Linked DNA regions of Homo sapiens: region 1 is linked to region 2. Evidence: chromatin loops called from intact Hi-C (ENCODE). Cell type or tissue: dorsolateral prefrontal cortex. All regions are shown on one strand. Each heading gives the region's core, and the rest is flanking DNA. Links, peaks and the distances in the headings are about the cores only. Region 1 has its middle 12 kb from the start of TIAL1. Region 2 overlaps INPP5F (inositol polyphosphate-5-phosphatase F).

The links. Peaks named below come from ENCODE experiments on the same cell type or tissue, not always from the same donor. Only the 100,000 strongest peaks of a DNase experiment are listed, where the experiment ranks them.
Region 1: it touches region 2 in a loop (3-fold over the local background); 11 of 110 quality-filtered maps call a loop at or near these places.

What each region holds. Positions count from the first base shown.
Region 1 is chr10:119,604,557-119,612,889 of GRCh38, forward strand. No RefSeq gene overlaps it. Among named protein-coding and RNA genes, the nearest start is that of TIAL1, 12 kb to the left of the region's middle. In dorsolateral prefrontal cortex, for the core only: CTCF peaks have their summits at 3,964 (motif pointing right) and 4,167; a DNase peak (open chromatin) is centred at 3,955; H3K4me3 peaks cover 718 bases.
Region 2 is chr10:119,746,791-119,755,123 of GRCh38, forward strand. It overlaps INPP5F (inositol polyphosphate-5-phosphatase F), which reads left to right. Exons shown (of 20, transcript NM_014937.4): 2 at 4,286-4,366. Among named protein-coding and RNA genes, the nearest start is that of INPP5F, 25 kb to the left of the region's middle. RefSeq lists a silencer at 1,267-1,561. In dorsolateral prefrontal cortex, for the core only: CTCF peaks have their summits at 4,021 and 4,221; DNase peaks (open chromatin) are centred at 1,294 and 3,991; H3K4me3 peaks cover 820 bases; H3K27ac peaks cover 3,452 bases.

The sequences.
Region 1 (8,333 bases), core at 53-8,052, 140 kb before region 2:
CAGCCTGGGCAACAGAGCCAGACTCCTTCTCAAAAAAAAAAAAAAAAAAAAAAACTACCAAGAGGAAAGAGCATCACACCCACCAGGATGACTACTACTGACCCAAAAGGGAAAATAGCAAGTGTTGGCATGGATGTGGAGAAACTGGAATGCTTTGTGCACTGCTGCTGGGAATGTAAAATGGTCTAGCTGCTGTGGAAAATGGTATAACAGTTCCTCAAAAAATTGAAAATATAATTACCATATGATCCAGCAATTCTACCTCTCAAAATATACCCAAAAGAATTGACAGCAGGGTCTCAAAGAGACATTTGTACCTCCATTGCTGTCTTCTGAGTTTGTCCTCCCAAAATTCATATGTTAAAACCTAAACCAAGGTGATGGTATTAGAAGGTGGGGACTTTGGGAGGTAATTAAGTCATGGGGGTGGGGCCTTCATGAATGGGATTAGTGCTTTTATTAAAAAGACCTTGAAGTCCAGCATAGTGGTTCACGCCTATAATCCTAGCACTTTGGGAGGCTGAGGCGGGAGGATTATTTGAGCACAGAAGTTTGAGATCAGCCAGAGCAATATAGTGAGATCCCATCTCTAAAAAAAATAAAAAATTAGGCTGGGTGTGGTGGCTCACGCCTGTAATCCCAGCACTTTGGGAGGCTGAGGCGGGCAGATCGCCTGAGGTCGGGAGTTTGAGACCAGCCTGACCAATATGGTGAAACCCCGTCTGTATTAAAAATACAAAAATTATCCAGGCATGGTGGCGGGTTCGTGTAATCCCAGTTACTCAAGAGGCTGAGGCCGGAGAATCGCTTGAACCCAGGAGGTGGATGTTGCAGTGAGCTGAGATCCTGCCACTGCACTCCAGCCTGGGCAACAGAGTGAGATTCCATCTCAAAAAAAAAAAAAAAAAAAAATTAGCCAAGCATGGTGGTGCATGCCTGTAGTCTCATCTACTCAGGAGGTTGAGATGGGAGGATTGCTTGGGCCCAGAAGATCGAGGCTGCCGTGAGCCATGATTGTGTCACTGCACTCAAACCATCTACAAACCAGAAAACAGCTTTCACCAGAACCCAATCATTCTGGTGCTTTAATCTTGAACATCCAGCCTCCAGAACTGTGAGAAATAAATTTCTATTGTTTAGAAGCTATCCAGGCTGGGCACGGTGGCTCACGCCTATAATCCTAGCACTTTGGGAGGTCAATGTAGAAGGATCACTTGAAGCCAAGAATTCGAGACTAGTCTGAGCAACATAGCAAGACCCACCCCCCCAAATCTGTACAAAAAGAAAAAAAAATTATCCAGGCATGATGGTGCACACCTGTAGTCCTAGTTGCATAAGAGGCTCACCTGAGCCCAGGAATTTGAGGCTGTGATGACCTATGATAGCTCCACCTCACTCTAGCCGCCTAGGCAACAGAACAAGACTCTTGTCTCTAAAAATAAAATAAAAAATAAAAGCGTCCATTTGTTCAGAGGGCAAAAAAATAAAAAGCTATCGCATTTAGTGTATTTTGCTATAGCAGCCTGAATAGACTAAGACATCTTATATTCACAGCAGCATTATTCACAATAACTGAAAGGTGGAAGCAATGCAAGCGTCCATCAAATGGACGAATGGATAAATAAATGCTGGTATATGCCTACAATGGAATAGTATTCAGCTATTAAGGGGAAGGAAATTCTGATGCTTGCTACAACATGGAGGAACTTTGAGGACATTATGCTAAGTGTTATAAGCCAGTCACAAAAGGACAAATATATGATTCCACTTGTATGAGGTACCTAGACTAGTCCAGTTCCTAGTAGCAGAAAGTAGAATGGTGGTTGCCAGGGGTTGGGGGAAAGAGGACTGAGGAGTTATTACTTAATGAGTATGATACTTCAGTTTGGGAAGATGAAACAAGTTCTGGAAATGGATGGTGGTGATGGTTGCACAGCAGTGGGAATGTGCTTAAGCCACTGAACTATACACTTAAAAGGGATTAAAATGGTAAATTTTATCTTATATGTATTTTACCACTACTTTTTTATTTTTTATTTATTTTTTATTTGTTTTGAGACAGAGTCTCGCTCTGTCACCCAGGCTAGAGTGCAGTAGTGCAATCTCAACTCACTGCAACCTCTGCTTCCCGGGTTCAAGTGATTCTCTTGCCTCAGCCTCCCAAGTAGCTGGGACTACAGGCATGTGCCACCATGCCCGGCTAATTTTTTTGTATTTTTAGTGGAGACAGGGTTTCACTGTGTTAGCCAGGATGGTCTCGATTTTCTGACCTCGTGATCCGCCCGCCTCGGCCTCCCAAAGTGCTGGGATTACAGGCGTGAGCCACCGCGCCCAGCACCACTACTTTTTAAAAGGCTGTGATGGAGATTTCTTTAAGAAGATTAAATTTAAAGAATACCTAATTTATTTGATCTTACTGAAAGGAAAGCAAACAACTGAGGGATAATTTGGGGATATCTTAATAATAAGTACCTAGAAAACCAAGTGAACAGAAAATAAGGAATTTACTAACTCTCCTTTTTTTTTTTTTTGAGATGGAGTCTCGCTCTGTCACCCAGGCTGGAGTGCAGTGGTGTGATCTCGCTCACTGCAAGCTGGGCCTCCTGGGTTCACGCCATTATCCTGCCTCAGCCTCCGGAGTAGCTGGGACTACAGGAGCCTGCCACCAGGCCCAGCTAATTTTTGTATTTTTTTTTTTAGTAGAGACGGGGGTTTCATCGTGTTGGCCAGGATGGTCTTGATCTCCTGACCTCGTGATCCGCCCACCTCGGCCTCCCAAAGTGCTGGGATTACAGGCGTAAGCTACCATGCCCGGCCGAAATTTACTAACTCTTTAAGATGAAAGTTATATAGGAAAGGAAAAGTGATTATGTTGCATTATTTGGCTCAGCTGTAGATAGCAGTTACAGGGTCATAATAACATACACATGAGGCCAGGGCAGGCCGACCATTTGAGGTCAGGAGTTTGAGGCCAGCCTGGCCAACATGGCGAAACCCCGTCTCTACTAAAAATACTAAAATTAGCCGTGCATGGTGGTGGGCGCCTGTAATCCCAGCTACTCAGGAGACTGAGGCACGAGAATCGCTTGAGCTCGCAAGGTGGAGGTTGCAGTAAACCGAGATCGCGCCATTGCACTCCAACTTGGGTGACAGAGTGAGACTCCGTCTCAAAAAAAAAAAAAAAAAAGAAAAATTCTGCAAGTGATTCCCATTACCCTTGGGATAAGTTCTCGCATCCCTATAGAGGCTCCCCGGGCCTCACCTACTTCATCAGCCAGAGCCCTATTCAGCATGCTGAGAGGCACAAGAATTGCTTGAACCCAGGAGGTGGAGGTTGCAGTGAGCTGAGATGGCACCACTGTACTCCAGCCTGGCAACAGAGCGAGACTGTCTCAAAAAAACAAACGAACAAAACAAAAAACAAAAAAACAACTACACACAGCGCCCCACTTATGATTCTTCAACTTTGCGATGGTGCAAAAGCAATAGCATTCAGGACACGCCTCAACTTACAATGAGGTTATATGGGGATAACCCAGTTGAAAATACTGAAAGTTGAATTCCTACATAGGATATTTTCAATGTTCAATGGGTTTATCGGGAGGTGGAGCATCCCGATAAACCCATAAGCAGGGGAGCATCTGTACCATAATTTCTGTTTTCCTCACTGGACCCTGACTGATACGCGGATCCATTATATCCACTTTAAAGACAAGAGAAGTGAGGCTCAAGGAAATTAAGAAGCACACCAAAGGTCACTGCTGCACAGGGCCCTGGCTGATTCTCCAGCCTTTGCCATACTCCATATTACCACTATTAAGCTACATATCAACAGACAATTGTCCTCTATGAAAAGCAGATTGTCACAGGTTATTATGACAATTATTTGAAGCTGATGTCGCCGTGGGATGGGCTCTGTTCTGCATCCTGAAGGCTGCGGCTGGTGAGACAGCAGAGGGAGCTCTGTCCCTAAGGAGACAGCCTCCAACCTGCTGGCCCCGCCGGGAATAAGGGCACCTCGATACCTGTCGTGATTAAAAGATTTGGGTAAGTTCTTCATCCTAGAGAAGGTAGGCTCCTTGAAGGGAAGGGAAAGGAAGCAAGGGAACACGTATTAGGCTCCAGGAACTGTGTTAATTTGATTTTTAAAATGTTAAACGGGAACTGCGTTGTTTGAAGCAGGCTGTCCTCCAGGAGCAGGAATACAGGGCCCCTTCCCGTCCTCCTCCCACCCCACGCCTGATTTCACCCCCAAGTTAAGGGGAGCTTCTCTGAAGTGGGCTACACTGGCCACTGGACAGTTACTGAGTAAAAGGGACCTCGGATAAGGGTGTGGTTCTCCTCCCTGGATCCCCTGATGCCACCTCACAGGAGCACTGAAGGGCAGCTGGCACCCTCACTGGAGAGCGAGCATTCTCATTCTCCCTTCTCCTCCCGAGACCTGCACCAGCTTTGCCTTGGCTCCAGGGGCTGTCTTGTTCTTGCTCTTGCTCTCTGCATCCATTCTTCCAGATGATGATGGATCCCTGTGAAACTGACTTGTCCCATATCACAGACCAGCATCTGAGACTCAAATCTGAGCATCAGGGAAGTAAACCTTCAACCTTGGAACCTGTACACAGACCTCACAGCTTGATCAACTCAGACACAGAGGGCAGCTGTGGGTCCAGCCCAGCCTATCCACTCTCTCTAGTGGGATTTGGAGGAACACTCCACAATCCCTTGGCTGGCCTTCCATTTACCCTCCATTGCCTGCTTTGGAACTAGGTCTAGGTAGACGTGACTGGCCGGAGGTAGAATATGGCCATTTCTTTCTTTCTTTCTTTCTTTCTTTTTTTTTTTTTTGAAATGGAGTTTCACTCTTGTTACCCAGGCTGGAATGCAATGGCACAATCTCGGCTCACTGCAACCTCTGCCTCCCGGGTTCAAGCGATTCTCCTGTCTCCGCCTCCCATGTAGCTGGGACTACAGGTGTGCACCACCACACCCAGCTAATTTTTATATTTTTAGTTGAGTTGGGGGTTTCGCCATGATGGCCAGGCTGGTCTCGAACTTCTGACCTCAAGTGATCTGCCCACCTCAGCTTCCCAAAGTGCGGGGATTACAGGCATGAGTCACTGTGTCTGACTGAATATGGGCCTTTCTGATTCCCCTAAACAAAATGCTATTTCAAAACAAGAGGTAATATGTTACTCATATATATATATAAATATATAAAATGATATATGATGTATATATATCATATGACATTGTCAAGAATAAATTGAATTCTTAGGAATTCACCACCCAACCTAAGAATGAATAAGTCACCCACACTTGATATCTGTATGTTCCATCTCTCTCATCTGTTTCGCCTCCAGAGGTTCTGAGTTTGTGCTTCTAATATTTTCTTATTTAAAATACTAATTTATCACAATTATATTTATTTATTTTGAGACAGGGTCTTGCTCTGATGCCCAAGCTGGAGTGCAGTGGTGCAATCATGGCTCTCTGCAACCTCTACCTCCTGGGCTCAAGTGATCCTCCCATCTCAGCCCTCCAGTAGCTGAGATTACAGGTGCGTGCCACCACGCCCAGCTAATTTTTGTATTTTTTTCAGAGATAGAGGTCTTGCCATGTTACCCAAGCTGGTCTCAAACTGCCTGCAGTCCTCCCACCCTTGGCTTCCCAAAGTGCTGGGATTACAGGCATGAGTCGTTGTGCCCAGACAATTGTATTTATTATTGAATTACATGAGCACTTTTTTTTTTTTCTTTTGAGACAGAGTCTCATTCTCTTGCCCAGGCTGGAGTGCAATGGTGTGATCTCGGCTCACTGCAACCTTTGCTTCCTGGGTTCAAGCAATTCTCCTGCCTCAGCCTCCCAAGTAGCTGGGACTATATAGGCAGGTGCTACCACACCCAGCTAATTTTTTTTGTATTTTTAGTAGAGATGGGGTTTCACCATGGTCAGGCTGGTCTCAAACTCCTGACCTCAGATGATCTGCCTGCCTCAGACTCTCAAAGTGCTAGGATTACAGGCGTCAGCCACCGCACCCAACCACCTGGCTAATTTTCTGTAGCCACAGGGAATCTCACTGTATTGGCCAGGGTGGTCTCAAATTTCTGGCCTCAAGTAATCCTCCCATCTCAGCCTCCCAAAGTGCTGGAATTAGGCGTGAGCCACTGCACTTGGCCAAAGGCAAGATTTGAAAAAGAAATGAAACTTTAAAAATGTAAAACAATTGTTTAAACAAACATAATGGTTAAACACCAAATTTGATGCAGATATTGAGAAGATGAGTGAACTGGAGGAGAGATCTGAAGAAATCACCCTGCCTGCAATGGGGACAGGAAGGAGGTGGGAAACACAGAAGAGTTCATGGAGCAGGGAGGAGAGAATAAATTTAATATTCATTAGATTGCAGTCTAGGAGAGGGCAGAGAAAAAGAACAAGAGCCAAACAGCTGAAGAGGAAATATAGCCAAAGAGAAACAACTGAGAATTTTCCAGAATGTAAAAGACACGCATCCTTAGATGCATCCTTACATTACAGAATGTAGAAGACATGCATCCTTAGATGTCAGGGTATCCATTTGCCAGCGCTGAACTAACAAAGCACCACAGACTAGGTGGCTTGAACAACAGAAATTAATTTTCTTACCACTCGGGAGTCTAGAAGTCTCATGTCATGGTGTCAGCAGGGTTGGTTTCTTCTGAATCTCTCTCCTTGGCTTGCACGTGGCTGTCTTCTCCCTGTGTCTTCACGTGGTCTCCCCTCTGTGTATGTTTGTGTCTTAATCTCTTTCTATAAGGACTCCATCATATTGGATTAGGACTCAGCCTACTGACCTCATTTAATCTAATTACCTCTTTAAAGACCCTATCTCCAAATACAGCCACATTCTGAGGCCATGGGGGTTAGGACTTCAATAGGTGAATTTGGTGGTGGGAGGGGAACACAATTCACAATTCAGCCCATAACAATAGGAATCACAATACATACTAGGTGAAATAGATGAAAAGAAATCCACACCCGACACAATATAGTAAAGCTGCAGAACACCAAAGACAAAGAGAAGGTCTTCAAAACAATCCGAGAGAAAAGCCACACCCTGCTTAACAGTGGAGTGGCTCCCCACCCACCATCTATATTTCTTTTTTCTTTTTTCTTTTCTTTCTTTTTTTTTTTTTTTTTTTTTTTTTGAGGTGGAGTCTCACTCTGTTGCCCAGGATGGCATGCAATGGTGCAATATGGGCTTACTGCAACCTCCGCCTCCCTGGTTCGAGCAATTTTCCTACCTCAGCCTCCTGAGTAGCTGGGATTACAGGTGCCCGCTACGATGCCCAGCTAATTTTTCTTGTATTTTTAGTAGAGACGGGGTTTCAGCATGTTGGCCAGGCTGGTCTCAAACTCCTGACCTCAAATGATCCACCTGCCTCAGCCTCCCAAAGTGCTGGGATGCTGGGATTACAGGTGTGAGTCACCACACCTAGCCTTTTTTTTTTTTTTTTTTTTTTTTTTTTTTTTTGAGACAGGGTCCTACTCTGTTCCCCAGGCTGGAGTGCAGTGACATAATCATAGCTCACTTCAGTCTCAGTCAATCCTCCTACCTCAGCCCCCCAAGTACCTGGGATTACAGGTACACGCCACCATACCTGGCTAATTTAAAAAAATTCTTTGTAGAGACAGGGTCTTGCTATGTTGCTGAGGCTGGTCTTGAACTTCTGGGCTCAAGTGATTCTCCCATCTCAGCGTCCCGAAGTACTGAGATTGTAGGTGCAAGCCATTGTGCCTGCTGCCCCCAACCACCTATATTTCAAATACTCCCACTGGCATTTATGATTTTTTATTTTTTATGTTATTTATTTGTTTGTTTATTTATTTATTTTGAGACAGAGTATCGCTCTGTCGCCCAGGCTGGAGTGCAGTGGCGCTATCTCAGCTCACTGCAAGCTCTGCCTCCCAGGTTCATGCCATTCTCCTGCCTTAGCCTCCCAAGTAGCTGGGTTTACAGGTGTCCGCCATCACACCCAGCTAATTTTTTGTATTTTTAGTAGAGATGGAGTTTCACTGTGTTAGCCAGGATGGTCTTGATCTCCTGACCTCATGATCCACCCTCCTCAGCCTCCCGAAGTGCTGGGATTACAGGCGTGAGCCACCGTGCCCGGGCGATTTTTGATTTTTTTGGTACCACAGCCCTACCCCTTTTCCCCTTGTGAAAGACATAAGCTTCTGACTCCATCTAGGTTGATCCAGTACTGTTTCCTGAACAGGTGGCGGGCGCCTGTAATCCCAGCTACTCAGGAGGCTGAGGCAGGAGGATTGCTTGAACCTGGGAAGTAGAGGTTGCA
Region 2 (8,333 bases), core at 308-8,307:
TTTTTTTTTTTGAGACAGAGTCTTGCTCTGTCGCCCAGGCTGCAGTTGAGTGCAGTGATGTAATCTCAGCTCACGGCAACCTCTACTTCCCGGATTCAAGCGATTCTTGTGCCTCAGCCTCCCAAGTAGCTGGGATTATAGGCGTGTGCCAACACGTTCAGCTAATTTTTGTATTTTTAGTAGAGATGGGGTTTCTCCATGTTGGCCAGGCTGGTCTCGAACTCCTGACCTCAAGTGATCCTCCTGCCTCGGCCTTCCGAAGTGCTGGGATTATAGGCATGAGCCACCATGCCCGGCCATAAGCAGCCAATTTTATAATTAAGTGTTTAATCTTATCAGCAATAGAAAGGAAATAAACATCATGTTAGGCAATAGATGCCAGATGCCATCAAATTAGCAAAATTAGATAAATTCTAAATTTTTAACTCAAAATTATTAATTTTTTTTTTTTGAGACAGAATCTTGCTCTGTCCCCCAGGCTGGAGTGCAGTGGTATGATCTCAGTTCACTGCAGCCTCCACTCCTGGTTCAAGCAATTCTCATGCCTCAGCCTCCCAAGAAGCTGGGATTACAGGCACGCACCACCACGCCCAGCTAATTTTTTGTGTATTTTTAGTAGAGATGGGGTTTTACCATGTTGGCCAGGCTGAACTCCTGGCCTCAAGCAATCCACCCAGCTTGGCCTCCCAAAGTGTTGGGGTTACAGGCATGAGCCACTGTGCCTGGCCTTGCTTTAAAAAAAAATTTTTTTTAATTCAAAAAAGAAATTCATATGCTTCTGGCAGAAATCTAACTTGGTATGTAACCTTTGTAGCAAACAATTTGGTATTATTTGAGAAGTTTACATTTTTAAGGTTTTAACCTATTAATTTAATTCCCAGGAATCTATCCAAAAGCTATTAATTAGAGAGGCAAATATTTGCATAATATTCATCATTTATCACAGTGTTTTTTATGATGGGGGAAAAACTTCAAATCACTTAAATGTTTTCTTTGAGGAAGTACTTCCTTAAGTGGAAAATTGTGTCACCATGAAGTTATAATCTTGAAGAATATTTTAAAGAAGAAAATACTCATGAAATTTTAGAAAAACTATGTTAGAAATGTTAGAAAAAATTACTTAAAAAACTATAATGTCATGGGATCCTTAGGGTGTTGCTTTTCCACCTGGACACTTCTGTGGCCAGTGGCGATTTTGCCTGAGTTTTCCTCGGGTCCACTGGGCTTTTTCCACTGTCTTGGCTCGGCAAGCTGTGCTGGGCTTGCACTACCAGCCCGGATCCCATGCCTGCCAATGGCAAGCCAGGTGCGGAGTGGCGAGTGGTGTATGAGCGAGCGTGCACGGTCCAGACACTATGCACAGCCAGGTGTGCCAGCCGTGGCAGGGCAGGCAGCTCCAGGCACCGGTACAGGCACTGGCTTTGTGCAAGGCTGTGGCTGGACCAGGTGTACCACAAGCAGTTTCTGCTGCAGGTACTGGGGAATGCAGTGATGCCCGGAAGCTTGGAGATGCCAGGAACTGCAGAGCCCCACTGTCACAGCCCTGGCTCGGAGAGCCCCTAGGTCTGGTGTTCCCGAAGGGCCGCAGCCCTTTCCTCCTTGTTGCCCACAACCTGGTGAGCAGGGGGCGTGTTTTGGTCCTGTTTGTGTTACAGCTTTTTCAGTCCCACCATTCAGGGGTCCCGTGTCCAGGAAGAATGAGGTATGCAAGGTATGTGGACAACTGGAGGGGGAGCAAGGCAGAGAGCAGCTTCATTGAGCCCCAGAAGAGCTCTCAGGAGACCTGAAGTGGGTAGCTCCTTTTTGCAGGCAGGTCATCCAATGAGGAGACCCGAAGGGGGCAGCTCCCTCCCGCAGCTGGTGGTCTGGACATCTGTGAGTCTGGCTGAGTCCGGGATTTTTAATGGGCTCAGAATGGAGGAAGTGTGTGCTGATTGGTCCATGGGAGGCCACGGACGGCCTGGAGAAAGCACCCTGAGTTCTTACTCCAGCTCACGGACTCCACCCGGAACCTGCAGCTCAGACCCCAGGCTTCAGGTTGTCCCTGGCTTGAAGGTGGGGTTTTACCTGTGATCTGCCCCTTTCTGGACAGGAACCTGTGTCTGTCTCCCTCCACTGCCCAGGCTGTTTGGGCTGAGGGGTGCCTGCAGGCCCACTTGGAGCTGCCCTCACCCCTGCTGGCCTCTCTCCCACGCTTATCGGCACCCGAAGTCCAGAGGGGGCTGAGGCGGCAGGGAGCTGGTGTGACAGCAGTGTCCAAGCCTGTGCACACCCGACTCGGTCGTGACGGTCCCCAGGCTCGGCCACAACTTGCTCTGCACCAGAGCAGGTGCTGGGAGCAGGGAGAGAGGCCAGGGAGTGGGAGCAGGCACTTCCGAGCCTGTGGGGAAAGAGGGTCTTCCCGGGTAGCTGAGAGTACAGGAATGCCCAGGTCTGGAGCCTCTGCTGGCTGCAGCTGTGCCAGGAGCCCCGCCAACTTGGTAGGGGGCAGCGCTCCCGCTTGTTTTCTGCCCTGCTGGCTCCATGGAGGGCGCAGCCCTGGCCGCGCCTCCCCGGATGCATCCAGACAGGCTGCGGCTGCCATCAATAATGCTTATTTATTAGCGCTGCAGTTTGGTATGTATACAAACAAATGCCCTGAAATGTAGCTGAAGAAGTTGTCTCTGGGTGGTGGGATAGGTGATGATTTTTTTTCTTTGATTTTATAGTACATGTTATTTAAAAATCACTGCCTTACTGATTAGTTCCACGTATAATTTCTGAAGGGGACACTGTAACAGAAAGGTTTAGAGCAGGGGCTAAGCGTCAGGCTGACCTGGTTTTTGGTAGCAGCCTTGATCCGATCCATTGTATGACCTGACCATGTTTTACTTTTCTCAGCATTTGTTTCCTCATCTGTAAAGTGAGACTCCTTAAACTTAACTCAGAGTTGTCAAGATTAGAAATGATAATGTATTATAATAGCCTTTAAAAAATAAATTTCTTATTTTGCTTTAATTCTTGCAATAAAAACAGTATCGCACTGTTGCCTGGGCTGGAGTGCCGTGGTGCGATCTTGGCTCGCTGCAACCTTCACCTCCTAGGTTCAAGTGATTCTCCTGCCTCAGCCTCCTGAGTAGCTGGGACTACAGGCGCGTGCCACCATGCCTGGCTAATTTTTGTAGAGATGAGGTTTCACCATGTGGGCCAGCTGGTCTCGAACTCCTGACCTCAGGCGATCTACCCTCCCCAGCCTCCCAAAGTGCTGGGATTACAGGCATGAGCCACCACGTCCAGCCAAAAACAAGTCAACTTTTTTTGCCTTCCATTGAATGTATCATAACAAAGACATTCAAGATGCAATAGTCAAAACTCAAATGAATTTGGAGGCTAAACTATTAAGTGTATAATTACTCTGTGAGTTACAGATTGAGTGTAAGTTTCACTAAAATAAATTGTAAATGATAATAATGAAAATGTAATTTTAATTTTCTGCCAAGACAAATATTGTTTTCATTCTTGATAATCTTCACCTGTCGAACTACCACAAATGTTACGTTTATTACCACGTATATAACCTTTTGCAATCTGGGCCACACAAGAGAATAAACCCTGTCCTTAGGCATCCGTTGCATGTAATGAATTTGCTTCTCTCTTGTGTGTCTAGAATGGAACCAGCTTGTGTCATCTAATTTCTCATATGGAAGAAGTGAGAAAACTGTCACCCAAAACAAATCACTGTTCTGTGGTTTAGATGAGGAACCCTGATTGAGATGCCTGGCACGTAGAAGGCACTCAAACGGAAACAGTTCCTATTGTATTTGTCCTGGAAGTCAGATAAAAGAGCAGTTGCTTTCCGGATTTCTTTGTTTGGTATAAGCATCTTCGGGAAAATGTATTTTCCAGAGTGTGATCCAGTAAGTGGACAGCTCTGTGGCAATTTCTTAGGCCCTGTCTTTGGATCCTGTGCTGTAGGACCACACGCAGCTCCTCCGTTTGTCCTCTTGTAGTGTAATGGCCCTGTTCCTCCACTGTAGGGCGCCAAGGTACTGCTTCCTATCTGGGAAGAGTTTTCTGAATGTTACTGCTTTCCCCTTAACTGTCCGAAGCCTTATTGTATCCCAAGCCTTATTCAGGCCTCACATTTAATACTTTGTCACAAATTGCTTTATGGTAATGTATTCCATTTGGATATTCATACTGCTTTTTTGGGACATTGATTTTTTTTCAATACACTGCTAAAGATACTGTTTTAATATATTTTCTGGTGAATGTTTTCTCATCACTGCTTCCTATTTTATTTTAGCTACTGATCTACTTCTTGCCTGGAATCCCATTTGTTTGGGGTTGGTAGAAGGTGTTATTGGGAAAATTCAACTTCATTCAGGTATGTTTCTATAAACTCCTTAAACTTGTCAAATTTATTGTAGCATTTTTTGGTGTTTTCCTCTTTGAGGATACATGAGATTCTCTTATAGCTTTGATTCCTTTGTTTTAATTTTGGGTCTGCTCAAAGTGGGTGTATAATGAGCGAAGACCTGTTTCTACTCTTATGGAGCTTACAGTTTAGGAGGAAAGACAGGTATCAAAGAGTAATCATGGAAATAAACGTATGATTATTTGGAATTGTGGAAGGTGCCATGAGGGAAAGATATAGCAAATGCATTGATCTCAAAGGAGAGTAGTAGGAATAAAGCTGGAGAGGCAGGCAGGTGGCAGACCATGACTGGTTGGCTTTATGTCAGCTGACTGTTCCTGATGCAGTCAGCTCTGCCAGAGACGAGTATGGGTCTCTTAGCACACAGTGTGGTCCTGTCAGGGATCCCTATCCAGGACAGGCAGATTGATGGGAAGTCCAGGTCACTCACCAGGCCCTCACTTGGAATGACAGGCACCTGTGTCCTCAGTTTAAAGGGAATTTTGTTGGTGGGAAAGTATAACAGGTATTATACAGGTGGGTCCCAAAAGGCTAACTGAAAGGGGCCAAATGAAATTTTATTTTTTCTTTTTTGGTGCCTTACCCTTCAGGGAGCTTTTTAAAATTAGAGATGGGTTCTTGCTACGTTGCCCAGACTGGTCTCAAACTCCTGGCCTCCAGCAGTTCCCCTGCCCTGGGCTCCCAAAGTCCTGGGATTACAGGCATGAGCCACCATGCCTGGCCTAAATGAAATATTTTAAGCACTACATTTAAATAAATATTTTTCCTTTGGTATCAATTTTGATGAGTTATGAATTATAGGAGGCTTTGCCATTATTTCTGTATAATTGTGAGTATATATCTTTATAGTGTGTCCTTTTTATTTAAAAATAATATTAAGCATTTGGGAGCTAGATTGATTTTTGTGTATTAGAAATAAGCACGTATATCTGGAAAATCTAATTTTCCTTTGCTAGATTCTTTGGTTGTTTTTAGAAGTGTGTTTTTATCATGAAATATTTTACAAATTCAAAAAGCTGTTTATCGCAGATGTGCGGTAAGGTTGTTTTAAAATACACGCATGTATCTACCACCTAGGTTAAGAAATGAAATATGGGCCAGGCGCAGTGACTCATGCCTGTAATTCCAGAACTTTGGGAGGCCGAGGCAGGTGGATCATCTGAGGTCGGGAGTTTGAGACTGGCCTGACCAACATGGAGAAACCCTGTCTCTACTAAAAATACCAAAATTATCTGGGCATGGTGGCGCATGCCTGTAATCCCAGCTATTCGGGAGGCTGAGGCAGGAGAATCGCTTGAACCTGGGAGATGGTGGTTGCAGTGAGCCGAGATTGCGCCATTGCACTCCAGCCTGGGCAACAGGAGTAAAACTCCATCTCAAAAAAAAAAAAAAAAAAGAAATGAAATATGACCAATGTGTTTGGAGCCATCTCTGTGCCTTTTCCCAAATGTTTCCAATTTCCTTCCCCTTAAAGGAACCTGCTATTTTGAATTTTGTATTCCCTTGGTTTTCGTTTTTGCTTTTATTATATAGGTATTCCTAAAGATGTTGCTAAGGGTTGTATTTTGGGGATTTTATATAAATGATATTAAGTTGTTTTTGTTCTTTCACTTATTTTTATTTATATTTTTGAGATTTATCCATGCATGAAACTGTAGTTCCTTATTTTCACTGTTTATGAATATATTGTGATTTGTCCTTTTTCCTCTCACTGGGTAATTGAGTTGTTTCTTTTTTTTTCTTTCTTTTTTTTTTGCTATTAGAACTAATACTGCTATGAGCATTGTTGTATATTCTGTATTTGGTAGGTTTTTAAAAAAATTCTTTCAACACAGAGGAGAAAAGCACTTAGTCGTTGAGTAACCATGTAACCAAGTATTTTAATAACAGTCTCCTACCTGTCCACATTTACCTACATATATTTTTAATTCATTTACATGCTGACAGGATAATTTCACAGCTGGGTGTTCTGAGCTAAAATTCGTTTTCTATTATTTAAATGACACGTATGAAACTTTTGAGTTATTTTTCTCATTTTCAGTCACATCTTAGCACAGTGAATAAATCACTGCAATCAGTTAGGAGACCTGAAGACAAGCTGTATTTATTTAGCTTTGAGATATAGGAGAAGCTGCCTAACATCTGTTTCATGTATCTCTTGTTATGTAACAAGCCAGTCCCAAAAGTTAATGGCTTAAAACAACAACAGTGTATACTTTCTCATGATTCTATGGGTTGACAGAGCAGCTCTGCTCTTGTCTGTTGTGTTGGCTGGGGTCATTCACGTAGCAACATTCACCAGGAGTTTGCCTGGGTGGTCTTAGTTCTCCTTCACCTGGCCCCTCTCTCCATGTCTCTCATCTCACAATGCCTGTCTTGAGTCCTCCTCTCTCTCCTGGATAACCTGGACGTCCTTTCAGGGTAGTGGCTGGGTGCTGAGAAGGCAGCTACCAGTGTTCAAGGGCCTGTATGTCTTAAGTTGTTACACAAGGTAAAAGAAACTGGTCTCTTCATTTCCATAGGGTACTGTGAGTCCCGAATGAGATTATTGTACCTGCAAGTGCTTAGTAAATTGTAAATCACTATTTTATCAAGGCTCTTTGGTTGCAAATACAAACCTATCAGCTTAGGCAAAAAAACACACTTTTTAATGAAGAACCCAAGGGACCAAAAACAAGAAAGAAATGGATGTTGTACAGGACCCAGGATTACTTTATTGGGGCAGCTGGTCTCTGACAAACTGCCTCTCCCTCTATGTCTCTTTTATTCTTCTCTCTTTTTGGCTTTCTCTGTTTGTGTGTATGTAGGTTAAAATTTCTGCCTTTAAAATGACACCCTTAGCCTCAAGCCAGCTGACATCTGATATTCCCTGTAATAACTGGAAACTGACAAGCAGTTAAAAAAGATTGAGTAGTGAGTCCACGTTAGACTTCTAGGTAAGAGACTTATTTGCCCATCTTGGGCCAGGGGACTCCTGGCCAGGGTCACGTAGATCAGACCGTGCTCCAGAGTCCCAGTCCCCTAGGTGGGAGGCAGAGCAGGAGGGTTTGGACTTGGCAGACAGCCCAGAAGCTGTCTCCTACAAATAATGTACAAATGTAAGTTTGTTAATGGTTGATGAGTTTACGATACAGTCAAAGTATGGTCATTTAGGAGGCGGTGAAGGTATGGTCATCTGTGGTCAGCCCCCTTTATATGTACTTCTCCTCCTTGCCATTCTTTGGTCCCAAAATAGGTGATTGATAGGCAGTGAGAATACCTGTGATGTAGGATATTTTGAAAGAAGGGAGAGGTGGAGGGTAGAGTGAACTGGAGAAAGAAAGTATAAAAAAGGAAAAAAGGGCAGGGAAATTCTCTTAATTTTTCATTCTCCTAATCCTTGGACATTTTTTTTCCTTCTTCTTGTCACGTCACTTGAACGGTTTGGCTCTTAAGAAAAAGAGTCGGGAGGAAGCAAAGGGAAACACTTTTCTGGGCCCCTGCTGCTTTTCCCTCCCTCCCAACCCTCTCCATGTCACTCTGCCCCCAGCCCCTTGCCTGTGAGCACCCACCTTACTTACTCTCCTCATCTGTCCTCAGGGATGCCTCCTCCTCTCCTCTCCCTGCCCCCGATTAAAGCTCTTGCCCTGGGTCAGATTGGCTAGAAGGGAGGTATGTGCCTGCTGTGTGTGAGAAAGAATTGAGAAAATTACTTCAGGGGCATTTTCCCCAGGAACATCTTATCTTTGGAGGATAGGGGATGAGGGGAATAAAATGTCTATACTGAAACTCTCTCCTGTTTCCCTCCTACTTATTCTCCACATATTAATGCACAAATTTTTCTTCTCACCTAGGGAGATGGGAACATAAATTTATTTGAACAGATGTCATTGACAGTCTTAAAGTGGCGTGGGTGAGCAATGCCGCTGTTCCTGAC